Linked DNA regions of Homo sapiens: region 1 is linked to region 2. A link is a loop called in an ENCODE intact Hi-C map of the cell type or tissue named here. Cell type or tissue: dorsolateral prefrontal cortex. All regions are shown on one strand. Links, peaks and the distances in the headings refer to the core of each region. The heading gives the core; the rest is flanking DNA.

Region 1 (2,906 bases), core at 136-2,635, 72 kb after region 2:
TATAGAGACCAATGAGGGGTTTGGGGCACAGCCTCTTAAAGAGGGATCTCTAACCCTTCACTAGCCAAATAAATTTTCTCAACTAGGCTCCCCCTCAAATTTGCTGATACTTAAAGGTCTGGAAAACTTCAGTAGAAGGAAAATGCCAATAGCAACTTAATGTCCTCTTGGCTCTTTTGGCTGACTTCCCTGTGCCTGGGTCTTGACTATTAATTGAATGCTGTTCAGATTCCATCTCAAAAACAAATGAGGATGGAGACCAGAGGCCTGCCGTCCCCAGACTGATAAGAGCAGCACGGTGCAATTACACCCAAACAGCTCTGTTTTGGAATGTAATCACCGCCCCAGCCTTCTTCCCAAAGGGATGGCAACAGTGTAATTACCACTACACAATTCATTGTTTGGGAATATAATTCTTCTACAGGGCCCTCTTTCTAGGGGAAAGGATCTGCGACAAGGATATAAGAGCATAGTAGCCCCCTCCCCAGTAGCAGTCTTCTGAGCTGAACACACTATTTTTGTTTTTGTTTTTGTGATGGAGTTTTGCTCTTGTTGAGCTCAGCACACTGCAAACTCTGCCTCCCGGGTTCAAGTGATTCTCCTGCCTCAGCCTCCTGAGTAGCTGGGATTACAGGCATGCGTCACCATGCCTGGCTAATTTTATATTTTTAGCAGAGATAGGGTTTCTCCATGTTGGTCAGGCTGGTCTCGAACTCCCGACTTCAGGTGATCGGCCTGCCTCGGCCTCCCAAAGTGCTGGGATTACAGGCATGATCTACCGCGCCCGGCCTATTTTTGTTCTCTGAAGGTAAAGCCTGAGATTAGATTTTAGCCTGTTTTTCTACCAACAAAGAATCAGATCACACCCCATGGTGGTTCTGTTGGAAAAGAGCAGGACTGCCTGAGGTCCAACTCCCACTCTGTCAAGTACTAGCTGTGGTTTTGGGTAAAATACTTCATCTCTTTTAGCCTCAGTTTCCTCATCTGTAAAAATGACAGTGTATCATAGCAATGCTGCTGGTGATTAATATGTGAGAAGTGCTTGGAACAGTACTTGGTATAGAACAAATGTTCTTAGGGGTTTTGTTTACCAAATTTGAAATATCATATTCCAAAGTCCTCACGTTTTGCAAGTTTTGGTTACTACATCCTTGTAGTATAATTCGAAGTCAGGTAATGTGATGTGATGTTTCCAGCTTTGTGTTTTGTTTTGTTGTTGTTGTTTTTGCTTAGGATTGCTTTGGCTATTCAGGCTCTTTTCTGGCTCCCTATGAATTTTAGGATTGTTTTTCTCTATAATACTACTTCATGGCCAAATCTAAGCTTGAGTTACTAAATTCTGTCTTTTCACTACCCCTCTGCAGTTCAGCATGATGGGCAATGTTTTGGATAATTGTAAATGCTGTTATAGAACTGTCACAATCTCAGAGCTATTTGTCTGGGTGAAACTTCACTCTAATGAGCAGGAGTGACTGCGGATATTTCCATGTCATTCCTTTATGTTACCAGTCCAACGGAAACCGTAAAAGACTGTTGTGAACACTTGCTGTTGGGAGTCAGCAAATATTACAAAAAGCAGCCACTGGCACTAACTATATCAATATGGTAGATTCTGGAGACAACTCACCTTTCTAGCCAGCTTCATTTGTGAAAATAAATGTCCCTCACATGTTTACTGTGCACCCCACTTCACAGGAACAAGGAGAAACCCTTGTTCCCAATGGGGACTTCTACCCTTTACCTCCTGTCTAGCTTTCCCTTGTTCCTTTGTACCCTGGACCAGTTAACTTCCCTGCATTAGGAAGGAATCTTTTTGGCTTCTACTTTACCAGCTATGAGCCACAAGAGTAAAAACCAGCCAGGCGTAGTGGCTCACGCCTGTAATCCCAGCACTTTGGGGTGCCGAGGCAGGCAGATCATAAGGTCAGGAGTTTGAAACCAGCCTGGCCAACACAGTGAAACCCCATCTCTACTAAAAATACAAAAATTAGCCAGGCGTGGTGGCATGCGCCTGTAGTTCCAGCTACTCAGGACGCTGAGGCAGGAGAATCATTTGAACCTGGGAGGCGGAGGTTGCAGTGAGCCGAGACCATGCCATTGCACTCCAGCCTGGGTGAAAGAGTGAGACTCTGTCTCAAAAAAAAAAAGAAAAAAAAAAAAGAGTAAAAACCATGAATCTGCTTACCAGGCATCCCTAAAGAATGTAGCCCCACAGCTCAAGACAGTAGAAGTGATGCTGGGCTCCTTCTTCATGGCACAAAGCTGCAGTGAACTGGGCCTATGATAAACCCAGGGACTCCCCTCAATAGCCCTATAACATGAGAGACTATCTTCACAGGGTGAGTATGTGGTTACAAGATGACTCTCTGGCTCTGGGGTGACACTCAACAGCTACCCAAAAGAAATACCCAAGGGAGTCTTAACACTCCCAAAGGGCCCCAGTCACCTATTTGCAGGAGTTTCTTTCCCCATCATGGCTCATACAAAGATATCCATGCTTGCTCTTCAACCTGAGTGGCATGAGGACCCAGGGGAAGAGCTGGCCTTTGTTGATCAGCAAGTTTTAAAGAAAGGAAATTAACAACCACAGGTTGGCTCCACTTTGGTAGAAAAGGTAAGAGGTGATGTCTGCCAGCTCCCATGGCATTTCCAGCCAGGTTGGAATAAACGAGGCTGCTTGGAGATAGGAAAAGGAAACGAGAAAGAAAAGCTGATGTGAGCCCAGGGTTTTAAAAAGGAGGAGGCTGGCAGGCATGGTGGCTCATGCCTGTAATCGCAGCACTTTGGGAGACCAAGGTGGGTGGATCACCTGAAGTCAGGAGTTGAAGACCAGCCTGACCAATATGGTGAAACCCCATCTCTACTACAAATACAAAAATTAGCTGGGCGTGGTGGTGTACGCCTAT
Region 2 (2,906 bases), core at 239-2,738:
ATTCTCCCCCAAGGTTAGTCTATACCCTAGAACAATGAAAGGCCACAGAAACATCCAATCTTGCAACCCTGGCTCACTCAGTCATGCCCTTCAACAACAGGCCCCTGTCGGGGAGTGGGGAGGAGCTGTAGAGATGGCTGATCTGAAAAGACTAATGAAATTCAGGAGGCCAGTAGCTGAGATCATGGGATAAAGAGTGAGCACTAGAAGAAGGTCCTTTCTCTCTTTAGCTTTACCTTCCTTCCAACTGTATGCTCATAAGATTCCACTTTGAATTCTTGAATTTGCAAGTGAACTGAGAACTCCACTTTGGAAGGAAAGAACTGGAACTCTTTTTTTTTTTTTGGTGAGACAGTCTCGCCCTGTCACCCAGGCTGTAGTGGCGCAATCTCAGCTCACTGCAACCTCTGCCTCCAGGATTCAAGCGATTCTCCTGCCTCAGCCTCCCGAGTAGCTGGGATTACAGGCATACACCACCATGCTCGGCTAATTTTTGTATTTTTAGTAGAGAGGGGTTTCACCATGTTGGCCAGGATGGTCTCCATCTCCTGACCTCGTGATCCGCCCGCCTCAGCCTCCCAAAGTGCTGGGATTACAGGCATGAGCCACCGCGCCCATCCAGGACTGGAACTCTTATGAGGCTGTTCTGGGATCCTCTTTCCAGGGCCTTCTGAAAACAGACCCTTGCAGGTAGGGAGCACAGGCTGTCCTACAAGGAAGGTTCTGGCCAATGCTAGCATCCCCCTTCCTTGGGCATCTCCCAGGCACTGCCTTGGAATAGCTGGAGCTGGCAGCAGAGGCAGCCCAGGCCTTTTGAGACTATCACCAGACACTCACATTTCTAGCTGCTTCTGGGACTATTCCTCCAGCTATGCTCAGCAATTCCTAGGGGAAGTAGCAATTGCTTTGGGTTTATCAACAACCCAGCGCTTTGTTCCAGTCTTCATTAGTGAATTAAGTGATGAAAGGATCAGTACCAGATTTCTACTAATGGGTGCCTCAAGAGGATTTGTCCCTGGGCTACAGCCCTGGGCAGCTTGGTCCCTGAGGTCCTGGTCATCTGGAAGAGCCTGGGCCATGGAGCAGACTTCATGGGGCGGCATCCTTCTCCAGGCCCTATCTTCTCTCCTCACCCCAAGTGTGCCCAGGCACCATGGCCAGGATGGGAGAGGGCCAGGGGGTGGTTCTACAGCAAGACTCTGAGAGCAGAGCTTTTGTTCTCTTTCTTAGCCACACAACACTTTTCTCAAATGAAACTGTACACAAAAGATCAAGGAGGTGCTGCTCTGGTTGAGGAGGGACCCAGAGCCCTAGAGGGCGCTGCTTAAGAGCCCATCAAAAGCAGGAGGAAGGGATGGGCCTCCAGCCAGCTGCTCCCTGCCTACTTCCCAAACATACCCAGGCCGCTCGCTGCTCCTGCTGTTGGAATGGACAGTGAAGACCGTCTCGTTCAGCTGGTCCCAGTAGTACTCAACACCAGAGTTTAAGGCCCTAAAAATCAGTTGGGAAGGGTAAAGAAGAAGGTGAAAGGCATTAGAGAGGGAAGGATAAGAGCTCCTGAAACTCCTGGCTTTGTGGACTGTGGCTGCCCATCCTTTCTCTCTCCTGGGGCTGAGCTGAAACCAAGACCAGAGCTGCTGCCTCATCAGGATGCTCAGTGCTGGATCAATTCAGACAAATCTCTAATAGCCTAAATGCCTGGAATGGTGGGTTTAGCTTCTCCCTTCCCCCTGACAAGCCTAACCGGCTCCTCCTCGGAGCTAAGAGACAGCTAAAAAAATAGCAACAACAGATACAGGCAGTGGGTCCTGAGTATTCTTCAGACACAGAGAAAGGAACTAAGATGGCAAATGTGAGGCTGGAGTGAGGCCCACTGGAGAGATACAGAGCCATGGACAGCCCTGCCCAATGGGCATGCCTAGTCTTGAAAAGCAGAGGCCTTGGCCAGGCGCCAGTGGCTCACGCCTGTAATCCCAGCACTTTGGGAGGCCGAGGCGGGCAGATCACAAGGTCACAAGATCAAGACCATCCTGGCCAACATTGTGAAACCCTGTCTCTACTAAAAATACAAAAATTAGCTGGCCGTGGTGGCACATGCCTGTAGTCCCAGCTACTCAGGAGACTGAGGCAGGAGAATCACTTGAACCAGGAGACAGAGGTTGCAGTGAGCTGAGATCGCGCCACTGTACTCCAGCCTGGGTGACAGTGCAAGACTCTGTCTCAAAAAAAAAAAAAAAGAAAAAAAAAAAAAAGAAAAGCAGAGGCCTCAGAAAACAAAGACAGTGCAGGCTCTCGCCCCTGGGGCGGCCTGAGCGGAGGAAGACAAACTTCACCAAAAGTCAGCTATTTAACCTAGAGGCCTAGGTCACCCTCCTTTAACAACAGAAGTTACCTCCATAAAGAGCAAACATCCCCAAGTGAGTGTATTATAGGATGCTGGGAGGTGCTTCCTTCCTAAACATGGGTGTTGGCTAGGACAGAGACCAGGCAGGGCCTGGAAGACGAGGGACTGTGTCCCAGGAGGTCCCAGGAGGTCCCAGGAGGCTGTGCTGCCTCAGGTAAAAGGCAACAAAACCAGGCACTGAGCCTCCAAATCTGCCTTTTTTTCTGAGATGGAGTCTCACTCTGATGCCCAGGCTGGAGTGCAGTGGCATGATCTCAGCTCATTGCAACCTCTGCCTCCTGGGTTCAAGCAATTCTCCTGCCTCAGCCTCCTGAGCAGCTGAGATTGCAGATGTGTGCCACCACGCCCGGCTAATTTTTGTATTTTTAGTAGAGATGGGGTTTCACCATGTTGGCCAGGCTGGTCTCGAACTCCTGACCTCAAGTGATCTGCCCACCTTGGCCTCCCAAAGTGCTAGGATTACAGGCATGAACCACTGCGCCCAGCCCAAATCTGTCTTTTT

The links. A loop is a pair of places that touch in the nucleus more often than their neighbours do. Peaks named below come from ENCODE experiments on the same cell type or tissue, not always from the same donor. Only the 100,000 strongest peaks of a DNase experiment are listed, where the experiment ranks them.
Region 1: a loop joins it to region 2, with 2.5 times the contacts of the local background. A loop is called at or near these places in 4 of 110 quality-filtered maps.

Annotation. Positions count from the first base shown.
Region 1 is chr11:46,480,873-46,483,778 of GRCh38, forward strand. The region is part of intron 11 of AMBRA1 (autophagy and beclin 1 regulator 1); the gene reads right to left. Among named protein-coding and RNA genes, the nearest start is that of MIR3160-1, 30 kb to the left of the region's middle. In dorsolateral prefrontal cortex, for the core only: no CTCF peak of the experiment used is centred there; no DNase peak of the experiment used is centred there.
Region 2 is chr11:46,408,878-46,411,783 of GRCh38, forward strand. It overlaps AMBRA1 (autophagy and beclin 1 regulator 1), which reads right to left. Exons shown (of 18, transcript NM_001387011.1): 16 at 1,399-1,491. Among named protein-coding and RNA genes, the nearest start is that of CHRM4, 19 kb to the left of the region's middle. In dorsolateral prefrontal cortex, for the core only: no CTCF peak of the experiment used is centred there; a DNase peak (open chromatin) is centred at 1,394; H3K27ac peaks cover 350 bases.